3 separate regions of the Homo sapiens genome follow, and regions 1 and 2 are each linked to region 3. A link is a contact called in ENCODE Hi-C or POLR2A ChIA-PET data. All regions are on one chromosome and are shown on one strand. Each heading gives the region's core, a stretch centred on a gene start or an enhancer-like site at or near the end of the contact. The rest is flanking DNA. Distances are from core to core; before and after follow the strand shown.

Region 1 (3,951 bases), core at 315-2,814, 290 kb before region 3:
TGTTTTTTTCTTGTAGACACCATATGTATGAATTTTGCTACTTTTAATTAGTCTAGCAAGCTCTGCCTTTTTTTTTTTTTTTTTTTTTTTTTTTTTTTTTTTTTGAGACTGAGTCTTGCTGTATCGCCCAGGCTGGAGTGCAGTGGCACAATCTCGGCTCACTGCAAACTCTGCCTCCCAGGTTCACGCCATTCTCCTGCCTCAGCCTCCTGAGTAGCTGGGACTACAGGCGCCTGCCACCGCGCCTGGCTAATTTTTTGTATTTTTAGTGGATACGGGGTTTCACCATGTAAGCCAGGATGGTCTCGATCTCCTGACCTCGTGATCTGCCTGCCTCGGCCTCCCAAAGTGCTGGTATTACAGGTGTGAGCCACCGCGCCCGACTGTCTCTGCCTTTTAATTGCAGTACTTAGCAGTTTATATTTAATATAATTATTAATATGCTTGGGTTTTAAATATGTCCTATATTTTATTTAAGAAAGTCCTATATCTTCTTTGGCCTTTTTCTCTTTTTTCCCACTTTATTTTGTAGTAAACCAGTTTTTTGGGGTTTTTTTTTGTTTGTTTTTAGACATTCTATTTAATCTTCTCTATTCACTTTTTAGCTACATACTTCTACCTCTTTTTTTTTACTTTAATTAGCTTTTAATTTATTTCTCAGTCCTTATTTGCACAAGCAATAGCTTTTGATGTGGTTGATAAATTTCTCTTCCTTGAGAGAATTTCTTCTCTTGAATCCCAGGGCATCGTATGTGCCAGGTTTTCTTTTTCTCTTTCAGACCACTCCTTCTCAATCTCTTTTGCAGAGTCTTTCTGATTCTCTGACTTCTAAATTTTGGGGCCATTCTTTAGTTCAGTCCTTTTTTTCTTTATATACACCTTTTTTTTCTCTTTATATACACTCCCTAGGTTGTATAAAGGTTTTAAATACACTCAAATTTGTATCCCCAGTTTGATACCTCTCCCTGGAACTCAAGACCTGTTTATTCAATTGCATACTTAACATTTCCACTTGGAAGTCTAATAGGCATGTCAAACTCAGTGTGCCAAAACTGAGCTCCTGACATTCACCACCCCTCCCTTCATCTCTACCTCCATGCAGTCTAGATCCTCATTCAGTCTTCCTTATTTTAACTACCAATTTTCCCAATTGCTCAGGCAGAAACCTTGGTATTTTCCTTGACTCCTCTCTTCCTCTCACACCTCACTTCTAACCAATAAGCAATTTCTGTTAATTCTATCCTCAAAATATTCATTCACCCATCTCTCATCACTTCCACTGCCAGCCCAGGCAAAGCCATCATCAGCTCTCACCTGGATATTGCAGGAAACTTCTAACTCACCTCCTGCTTCAGCTTCTGTCCCTTGCAGTCTGCTTTTAGCACAGAAGTCACAGTGATCCTATTAAAACACACTTTAGGCCATGCCAGTCCTCACCTTTAACCCCCAAATTCTCTTCCATCTTACTGAAAATAACAGAATGAAGAGCCCTTTCTGTTATCTTCAGGGTCCTGCATGATCTGGACATATGACTACTTCCCACACACATTTTCACATGGCCTAATATCACATATCACCTTTTCAGAGGGGACTTTCCTGACCACACTCTATGTAAATATCACACTTCTCTCATAATTCATTTTTATCCTACTTTATTTTTTCTCTATAGAACTTTCTATTACCTGAAATTAAATATTTACTTGTTTATTATTTGTCTATCTCCCTAAAATAAAAGCTCTCTGTTGGCACTAGAACATGCCTAGTAAACAAATACTTCGAAAATATTTGCTCAATGCATATCTTTTTTCATCTTTGGTATTTTTTTTCCAACCTGGTAATTTGTTTTTTTATGTATGTCTGTGTGGGGTTTTTTGCTAAATTCTGTTAAATTTTTTTAAAATTTTAATTGTTATGAATACATAATAGTTGTACATATTTATGGGGTGCATGTGATATTTCGATACAAGTATACAATGTATAATGATCAAATCAGGGTAATTGGGGTATCCATCACCTCAAACATTTATCATATTTTTGTGATAGGAATATTTCAATTCCACTCTTCTAGTTATTTTGAAATATAGCATAAATATTGTTAAAAACATTCCAATTCCACTCTTCTAGTTATTTTGAAATGTACCATAAATTATTAACTATAGTTGCCCTTTTGTGCCACTGAACACTAGATCTTATTCTTTCTCCCTGACTGTATTTTTATACCCATTAACTGGGTCTTTACTCCTCCTCAATCCCTGCCACACCCACTGCTCTTCCCAGTCTCTGGTAACCATCATTTTACTCTCCAACTCCATGAGATCAATTTTTTCAGCTCTCACATATGAGTGAGAACATGCAATATTTATTTTTACGTATGTATGTATGTATGTGTGTATTTCAATGAAAATTCTCTTCATCTATACGTTTTTGGAAGACAGTGACCTGACTTAAACATCTTTATTTTCAACATATAGTGTAGACTTCCCCCAAAGGATAGCTTCTCAGACAGTATTTCCTGATCCATTGATTAATGATAGATAAAAGGGGCAGATATTTTTCCAACTTGTTTATTTGTTTGTTTTTATATATATATATGTATGTGTACATATGTTTGCACTTAAACTAGCAAATATTACCTTCTTATCTATAGGCTTTTGGAAGACAACAACCTCACTTAAGTATCCTTTGTTTTCAACACATAGCACAGACTTCCTGGAGACTGTTTTTGTATATGTAATTAAAAAAAACAAAAACAAAACAAAAAAAACCCAGAAGACTAACAGTCTAATTTTGAAAAAAAATCCACAGTCATGTGAATGACAGATGATTTTGGGTATGACTGGGGACTGGAATGGACACAGAGCTCTTTCAATTCTGTCTAACAAAGCCACAGACTAATGTTAAGGAATGTTTGTGTGATCTCTCCAGTGTGGAATCAGTACCCAAACACAGGAGTCTTTACAAAGATCCAAAATAATCATAAAACCATTATAACCACAAGCCCTCTTCAGAGTTATCCCCTCAATAGTGAATGCTGCCTTTTCAAGCCAACTCTTATATTGAGAGAAGGGTTGTAATATCTCCAGCCTGGAAGAAATCCCTATTCCTGTGGCTCATTTACTACATCTCTGTGGTTCTTGGAAGGAAGGATGGAGTGAAAGCCACCCCAGGCAGTTGACTGTGAATTCTAGTCTTAAGCAATGTATGGAGCACTTCAATAAACTTTGGCTATTTAGCCAGCCTTCGTTCCCTAGAGAAATACTGCCCAGCTATCCCCAAGCTCTGGTAGATTGTTTGCCACGGACAACTTATTGATTTATGGTCCTGGGCATTCTTAGAACTCTGCTAAGAGAAGGAAAAGGCATGATCACCTTGTAGGAGCTATGAAGGTAAAGCCTGCCTTCGAATCCTCAGGTAGCATAAGCAAGAGTACCGGGGGGCATAGTGTGCATTTCCTATTCTTACAGGGTGCCGGGCACATAGGGGTCACTCCATCAATAAGGGAGGAGAAAGAATGAAATGAACTGGGAGGATAAAAAGCAAGAGGCTCATTGCTCACTGGATGTCTACTGTCTAATGGGGAGGGAGGGACACAAACTCAGCTGGCTTTAAGTTATAAAGCAGGGTGAGAACTTTCACGTCACTGTGAATTCACACAGTTGTAATTTTTTACTTAACATTCACATGCTCTATATTCTTTCCATAAAGGTACAAACTGTATTTCTCTTAAAATGTCAATACTGCCACATTGAACTGCATAAAGAGCCTGACCTTGGAAGCTCTCCTGAGCAAGAAACTACCTAGGACCCTACCCTAAGCTGGTCTAAGGATATTTCACGTTTGTATTCCCCACAGGGTCTAGATTGAGGTTTGGCACATGTGAATGCTTAGTATTTCCTGCATAAACACCTGACTGAAAAAAAAATATGAAAGAGCTTGATACCAATGGCATCT
Region 2 (4,057 bases), core at 741-3,240, 260 kb before region 3:
GCTTAAACAACAGATTGTTTTGCTGCAGGACTTCTCCAGGCTTTAAATATGCTCATTCACACTGTGACTCTAGAAAACAGGAAAAAGTATGCAGCATTTTTAGACTTTTTTTTTAAACAATGGAACCTTCTCTCCCACTTCATCTACCTCCTCCCCTACACACACACACATACACCCACACACACGCACACACAATTAATTGTCTACAGAATAAACTTTGAGAAATACTTGCACTGGCTTGTCTGGTTCTCTTAAACAAATAGTATTCACCTTCTCCAAAACGTTTCATCCCAGTGATTAATAGTTTACTTCGTGTCTGAGATGAGTTTTACCGTCTTAGAAAGCCACATTCCTCAGATCTTAGAGGGAAATAAAATAAGGAAATTACCATCACATGAAGCAAACAGAAAACAGTTGGAATCATTTCAGCAGACCAGAGAAGAGGGTAGCAGACACTGTTGATACTACCCACCATCCATTCCTCCTTCCTTTTTCTTAGAGGAACCCTGACTTTGTTCAGGTATCAACCTCTCCCCCATGAAGACTTGTGCCTTGAAAAACTTGACCCCATCTCCAGCCCCAGAAGTGGGCCTGATTGGGTTACTAATAATCTCATTCCCCTTGTCTGTGATTAGTTCAGCAAGGGCACATGACCCAGTCCTGGTCAACATGTAAGAAGTCTGATTACCTTGAAGCCACCATGCTGTGAGGAAGCCCAAGATACACAGAGAGGTCATGTGTAGGGTCTCTGGGCATCAGTCCTAGCTGAAGGTCAGCCTTCACGTCATGCCAGCCTAGGCCTTGACATGTGAATGAGGAAGCTTCCAGATGATTTCAGCCCTAAGTTATTTTAGTGACCCTCAGCTGAATTATCCCAGCCTGCTGAGGTCCTGGACATTACAAAACAGAGATAAATCATCTCCACCATGTCTGGCCTGAATTCCTGACCCACGATATTTGCAAGCACAGTAAAATAGTGGTTGCTTTATGCCAGTCAGTTTTGGGGTAGTTTGTTATACAGCTATAAATAACTAGGACACCTGTCATTCTTAGTTTGGTTTCATAACTTAGTGGCTCATGGCCTAGGCCTCCTTTTTAAAACAAAAACAAAATTAAATAATTTTGAGAAGAGTTTAGATATTTTGTGATTCACCCTTTCCAACTCTGATGCAATTGGATACTCCCTGGTTGGAGATGGTGTTTGATATTTTTTCAGTTCAGTTTCCTCCATCTAGAATTCTGATATAGACATATAGATGCAGCTGTTGATACTCTGTATCTGAAAACTGATAGAATGTTCTGAAATTTAATTCCATTCTATTTTCTGTATATCTTTCTTGAGAGGTTTTAATTGTTAGGCAAATTTTAAACCAATTCTGTATAGAATGTATAACTAATTAAAGTCAAAGTAACTCTCGCACTTGAGTTTTGTATTTCATTGCCTTTGCCCTCCTACACTGTAGGAAACATTGAATAGCGCCAGGCTTTTGAGCATCTGGAAATCCTATACAATTCAGGCTGTGAATAAAAATATTCTACCATTTCCTGGCCATTTTGTTCTGTTAAATACCAAAATTGGGTTTATTCCTTTGTAAATGATGAAGAGGGGGCAGAAATGAATGTATATTTCTAAAAACATTTTTATGTTTTAGAAATGACCATACTGTTTCATAAAATAGCTCCACAAATTAAGTAATTTTGAAAATCTGTTTCTGACTAAAACCCAGTTCTAAAAATGAAAGCATTCATTGATTAATTCATGCATTCATTCAATAACTATTTATTGAGTATCCATTATGTGCTAACCATTATGTTGGGTAATGGGAATTCAGAGGTGAACAAACCCAAAGATTTCTCTTGGAGGAATTCTAAAGAGACATAGAAAATGTTTTCCTGGTGATTACCCTCCCTGAGCTTGGTTTCAGTCCCACTTCTGCAACAGCTGCAGAAGGTCTCAGAAGCACATTTGCAATATCTCCAGCTACTTTGTCACTGTTGGCAATAGGCAGGAAGAATCTTAGGTGGAGCTGTTCTTTTGCTAAATTAAACAATGATCAAAACTCTGCTCATTTTTTCCATCACTAAATGTCATCTAATTTCCCCTGGCTGTTAAGACAGTATGTGTGTGTGTGTGTGTGTGTGTGTGTGTGTGTCTGTGTGACAAATGCATAAAGGATCATACACACAGAAAAAAAAGCAAGTAAGAAAATATACTGGGTGAGGCATAATTTACCACACAGTTAAAAAACAATGTGTACTCAGCCCATAAAAGATATTTGCTACTTTAAGATGTTGCAATGGACATCTGTTGATTTGCCTGACCACCATATGTTACTTTTCCTAGTAACATCACCCTGTTTTTGTGTACAGAAACCAATTCTCACTCTGTGTTTTGAGTGTGGTGAACCCTACACCCCAGTTCTAGGAGTAGCCATGTGACATAAGCTGCCAATCACCATAGGACAATCCTCAGGCCACTATGATTGGCTTAGTGGCAACGACATGACTCAAGCTAGTCCAATGAGAGCTTACTCCAAGATCCTAAAACAGCCTGAATAGAGACACCTGGTCTTCCCAAGTTGCTCTGGGATTGTGACAGGATATGATGTATCCTTGGGGTTCCTGGCTGCCATCTTGCTATTACATGGGAAGATTTATCCAGAAAATGGAGCCAACTCAGGAGAAGGTAGATCTGAGATAAAGAGAGAAAATCACATCCCACAATATTTAAGCCATTTTGCCCAGACTGAAAATTTCTTAACATTTCTTTTTTTGCTGTTTTTTTTAATTAGCAAACCTGCCAGTTTTAGTAACTTCTGTTTCTCTAGATGTTTGCAAACTAACCAGTGTATATCTAGTACTTAAACATGCACTTTGCTTTAATAAGCTGCCTTTCAAGTCATTAGAGAAGGATTTAGAGGTTAAAGAATGATGTGGTAGGTAATTTATGTTTGAATCAACCTCCTCTTTTATAGACTATGTTAAAAAGTGCCTATAAATATTTCTTCTTGGCATCTTCAGCAATCTTAATGGGTTAAGTGCCCAGCATGTTCTACATGAGGTTCAATTCACAGTGATGTACCTGAGCAGGAATGGACTTCCCTCTTACTTACCATTTCCGTTCTCTTGTTTCCATCACTACCTCAAAGTCTGTCTCCTCTGCAGTTCAGGCAGTGTATCTCTGAGAAGGTCACTAAAATATATGTTCCTGGGCCAGGCGTGGTGGCTGTATCCCAGCACTCTGGGAGGCCAAGGCAGGTGGATCACCTGAGGTCGGGAGTTCAAGACCAGCCTGACCAACATGGAGAAACCCCATCTCTACTAAAAAATACAAAAATTAGCTGGGCATGATGGTGCATGCCTGTAATCCCAGCTACTCGGGAGGCTGAAGCAGGAGAATCACTTGAACTGGGGAGGCAGAGGTTGCGGTGAGCCGAGATGGCGCCATTGCACTCCAGCCTGGGCAACAAGAGCGAAATTCCATCTGTGTGTGTGTGTGTGTGTGTGTGTGTGTGTGTGTGTCTGTCTGTCTGTCTGTCTGTCTGTTCCTGGCCTTAAGCCCTTGCTCCCACTAGGGGCTTAAAGATTCTGATTCCTGTAAACCTAGGTGGGAATCCAGGAATACCCATTTTTTCACAAGCGACCCAATAATCTCACATGAGGTACTCCTTGTTAAGTACTGGTTTAAGGAATTAGAATCCTAAGGGAGAATGGCTGGAGGGATCTTTACGTATAATCTAGTATAGTCTTAACCTCCAATATTAATTTCAGAGGTTGAGACCCAGAAGTGAAAGTAAATGGTGTCAGCACTGGAATGCAAGTCTGTTAAATTTCTCCAAAACCCTTTCTACTGCACTTGTATGGTCTTCACATTCAAACCTGAAACAGAATGCAGTTGTGCTCTCCCCAATAGTCTGAACTCAATATTAAATTTTTAGAAAAAGAAAGAGGATGCAAGAATAATGTGAGACCTCTTAGCTGGTGGATAATGCTATCCTGATGTGGTCTCTGATCAGTTATTTTGCTTATAGGACAGAGAACATCTGTAATGATAACC
Region 3 (3,855 bases), core at 355-2,854:
TGATCCACCCTCCTCGGCCTCCCTAAGTGCTGGGATTACAGGCGTGAGCCACCGTGCCTGGCCCACCCCGATTTTTTAACCAGCATAGCCCCTATGAACAAATATGGGGCTGTGAGTTTATGAGCCTTGCCATAGGCCCTACAGGCAGGAACTATGGCCCATTTGCTTAGTGTACCTGGCAGCTAGCACAGTACCAGGCACGTGGTAGGTGCTCAGGACATGTTCTGAATTGAACTCCCAAGCCCCACAGTCTCATTGTGCACATCTGCACACTCCACTCACATAGTTTTTCTGTTCCTAAATGTACCTTATGTGCTCCAAAGCTCAGTGTTCTTACACCTCCCTCATTTCCTCTGCCTAAGGGGCCAGGCCCACCTGGTTAGCTCCTGCTGAGCTTTTATACCTCAGCTCAAATGTTACTTTCTCTGGAGCCTTTCCCAGCACTTCAGGTTAAATCAGATCCTGCTGCAATGTACTTTCAGAGCATTGTAGACATTTTCTTCATTACCATGATTCGTTTGTTACAGGCACTTGAGTGGCTGCTTAACGTTCATTTGCCCCACTCAAGTATGAGCTCCAAGTGGGTATAATGTCACCATGGCCCACCGATGTATCACCATGTCTTGCCTAGCACCAGAGGCATAGGAAACGCGCAAAGTTTACAAGCATGAATGAATAAATGAACGATCGAGTGAATGAGCACTTTCAAGAGGTAGCCCTTAAAGACTGTAGGGGCCAGCGTGTCAGAGGTGTGGACGTCAGCTGTGCTCTGTGGAGCATTGTGGCACACCTGTCTCAGCCTGGCCGACCATTCTAGCATAATTTGAATATAAGTGTGTCTTTTCTGAGATGGTGTGCATCCTGAGAAAAGGGGCCTCTTGTTCAATCTTTATCTTCTGCATCTAATACAGGAAACTATATCAAACACAGAATTCAAAAGAAACATATATTGAATGGCCACACTTTTCAGCAAGTTTCTTTAAAAGGATGGCAGCTTCTCTAACTTATATATCACTCTCTTTCATTACTCAAATCGGGCTATATTCCAAAGCCGAAACAGTGCCCACCACATGTGACTGTGTTGCAGCCATCCTATCACCTCTGGCCATCAAGTTTCCGTTGGCCTACAGCCTATCTGCTGAGTTTTTGAGGCATTTTACAAGTATCATTAACCTCATCATGTTCAATAACTGTAAAAGTAGGAAAATCATTGAGTGTGCATTTAGAAAGACTCATGATCATGATGGAATTTAAAGTGAAACAATTTTACATGAGTAGGTACCTATCTAGTATTTGTGGAATGTTTCACTCCTGTCCAACAGGAAAAGTATCTTATTCATGTGGGGTTAAAAAATATTGATAACAGAAGGCTCAGTTCACACATGCCTCCTCATCAATGAGCCAGGGCACATAATTAGTTGACCAGAAGGCTCGCTGGGATTAATTAGCAGCTGTGTGTGAAAAGCTTGGTTCAGATTTGTAGCACGAAGGATAGGGGTTCTAGAATGGCCACTTCCTGGATTCACAGTTCAATCACGCAGGAGGATCTCAGGGCTTGGCTGTTGAAGTTGCTGGGGGCTCTTGGCTCCTATATGGACCGGTGTGGGCATGTGCACATCCAGCTACCGCCGGCAGAGGGCAGCAGTACGCTGCGCGTGTTCAATTTGCATCCCAGATTAGCAAATCCCCAAGGACCTACATAAGAAAGAGGGTGTCCCAGCACTACCCTAATTCCTTTTCACTGGGTATCAAGACTGATCTGAGTCATTGCAAACACAGACCTTTTACATTATGTTGGACTTTGGCTCATCTGAAATAGAGAAATGAATACACAACTAGGAGCTGCCATCACAGACAGGAAGTAACTTTAATTAAATATTGTGAAAGTTGAAAAGTTTTTACAGCTTGAATTTTTGCAAAAAAAAAAAAAAAATTTAACAATCTCTACAGTAGTTAGGTTCTCTAACAATTGAACTGTACAGTGTGTGTCTATTCAAAAAGTTTTGATAAGAAGGTGAAAGGTTAGTAGATTTAGAGATGACTTCATTTAAGCTGCATCCTAGTACAATGTGAGGCCAGGGCAATGTTATGCAATCCAGTCATCCAGAAGCTGTATTTTTTCCCCCAACACTGAAATCTTAATTTAATTCTTCATTTCATTTTCTTCTTAAAGCCATATTCTGTATTTAGGGGAACATCTTTTATTTGTAAAACTTTTGTGGAGAAGAAAGAGGATCAGAGGGCCAGAATGTCTTTTCATCTAATCAATAGAAATAGAAGCAACAAAACACAAATTATACACATTTTAAAGGCTCTTTGGACTTTCAAGAAGAGTTCTAACCACTGCACATGGCTGACAGATGGGTAGTGTCTGTTGTCAAGGTCTAAGCCGGACACCTTCCCGGCTGACCGTTCATTCCTTCAGAAACAGTTAAGGGGCTCACCAGATAAAATATGGCTTTAACTTGTGTACATCTTCAGGCCAGCGCTTACCACGCAAATTCAGATAACCTTTCTGAGTACCGAGAAGCAATGCGTCCACCTTGCTTACATTTTCCAGTTTTTTTTATTATTATTAGTCATCATTATTATTTCTCACCATGAAAAACAGCTTTCCTCCCTCCCCTACCCTCCCACAACTCCCCTCCCCCACCCACCCCAACCCATAAAAATCGCACTCTTGACAGCCTAGTGAAAACCATTGCAAAATCCATATGGGGGCATGCACAGTTGCAGCATTGTTGTAAATGATTTCTTGCTCTACTAGAAAAAGTTACATTGTCTTAAGGTAACAAAACAGTTCTTTTGTGCTTTTCGATTTCTTTGTTTTTTTTTTTTTCTTTTTTTCTTTTTCTTTTTTCTTAGAATGTTAGTGATGACTGACAGTTCTGGTGCACAGTTACAATGTACAAGTGAAATGAATATGATTTGCATTGTTAAGGCATCCAATCTGCTGGTTTATATTTATGTGAAAGACAGAGGAAATATACAAGCAGACTTAAGAAAGAAAGTATGTTCATTGATTTCTATGAAGTTTCTCCCTAGAATTTAATGCACAAAATGCGTCACTCCAAAGGGAGAGATTCCATGCATATTAATAGAGTAAAACAGCATTAGGGTTGTTTTGTAAGCTTCCAAAGCAAAGGATACATTTTTTTTTAAATCTACTGAACTAAATACTACAAGAATAATATGCTACTATTTTTTTTTTTTTGCCATATATTGGAAAAAACTTCTTAACTTACAAATAATACAAAAATAGACAATGACTTTTGGGTGGAAATTAAAAAAACTGAAGCATGGTTTATAACAATACTAAAAATAACTATAAATGAAATGTTTAAAAATCACATTGAAACAGCTAATACAAGTGTAGGTGACCAAACAAATACGCACTTTTCACGTAGCAAACATACACAATAAAATAAATTGGGGGTGGAAGGAAGAGGAAGAAGGGAAAAGCAATGTACAAATTCGAAAGATAAATACATTATTTATATGGATATTTTACAAAATCCCCTTTAAAACAAAAAGCCTTTTAATTAACTTTGCAAGTATGTGCAAGCTAAAGGTAGTGAGCTTTTTTTCTTTGCAAAATACGCAGTAAAATCTTTTTGTGATATTGAAAAAATGTCTTAAGACATTAAAATGTATAAATAGAACAACAACTTTGGCAAAAAATCACAAAAAAAAAATCTACAGTATTTATAACTACATACAAAAACACAAGAGCAAAGAAAAAAATATCAGGCAAATGCATCCTCAGAGCTTTGCTGCATCTTTGCTATTAATTCTTATTTTTAAGAACACTTCCCAGATAATGAGAGCAAAAATTCCCATAGAACAGAAAACTAT

What was found. A loop is a pair of places that touch in the nucleus more often than their neighbours do. ChIA-PET counts read pairs that join two places held with the same protein, here RNA polymerase II (POLR2A). Pooled maps may share reads with other maps.
Region 1: a loop to region 3 is called in a pooled map, with 3 times the contacts of the local background. The contact joins the promoter of LINC02227 here to the enhancer-like site in region 3. A Hi-C loop is called at or near these places in 2 of 168 maps with a recorded cell type or tissue (OCI-LY7 and Ramos) and 5 of 50 pooled maps. POLR2A ChIA-PET finds 5 or more read pairs at or near these places in 1 of 52 experiments (GM12878).
Region 2: a loop to region 3 is called in a map of heart left ventricle, with 2.1 times the contacts of the local background. The contact joins two enhancer-like sites. A Hi-C loop is called at or near these places in 2 of 168 maps with a recorded cell type or tissue (heart left ventricle and heart right ventricle) and 3 of 50 pooled maps. POLR2A ChIA-PET finds 5 or more read pairs at or near these places in 1 of 52 experiments (OCI-LY7).

What each region holds. Positions count from the first base shown.
Region 1 is chr5:158,408,209-158,412,159 of GRCh38, forward strand. LINC02227 (long intergenic non-protein coding RNA 2227) reads right to left here and starts at 1,565. Exons shown (of 7, transcript NR_109888.1): 1 at 1,438-1,565.
Region 2 is chr5:158,429,486-158,433,542 of GRCh38, forward strand. No RefSeq gene overlaps it. Among named protein-coding and RNA genes, the nearest start is that of LINC02227, 22 kb to the left of the region's middle. Within about 2 kb of position 1,991, at least 7 of the 41 ENCODE cell types and tissues checked have a DNase peak (open chromatin) inside an H3K27ac peak, as active enhancers do; they include OCI-LY7 and heart right ventricle, where a contact is called at or near this core.
Region 3 is chr5:158,694,072-158,697,926 of GRCh38, forward strand. EBF1 (EBF transcription factor 1) reads right to left here. Exons shown (of 16, transcript NM_024007.5): 16 at 1,849-3,855. Among named protein-coding and RNA genes, the nearest start is that of LINC02227, 290 kb to the left of the region's middle. RefSeq lists an enhancer at 3,700-3,855. Within about 2 kb of position 1,605, at least 7 of the 41 ENCODE cell types and tissues checked have a DNase peak (open chromatin) inside an H3K27ac peak, as active enhancers do; they include OCI-LY7 and heart right ventricle, where a contact is called at or near this core.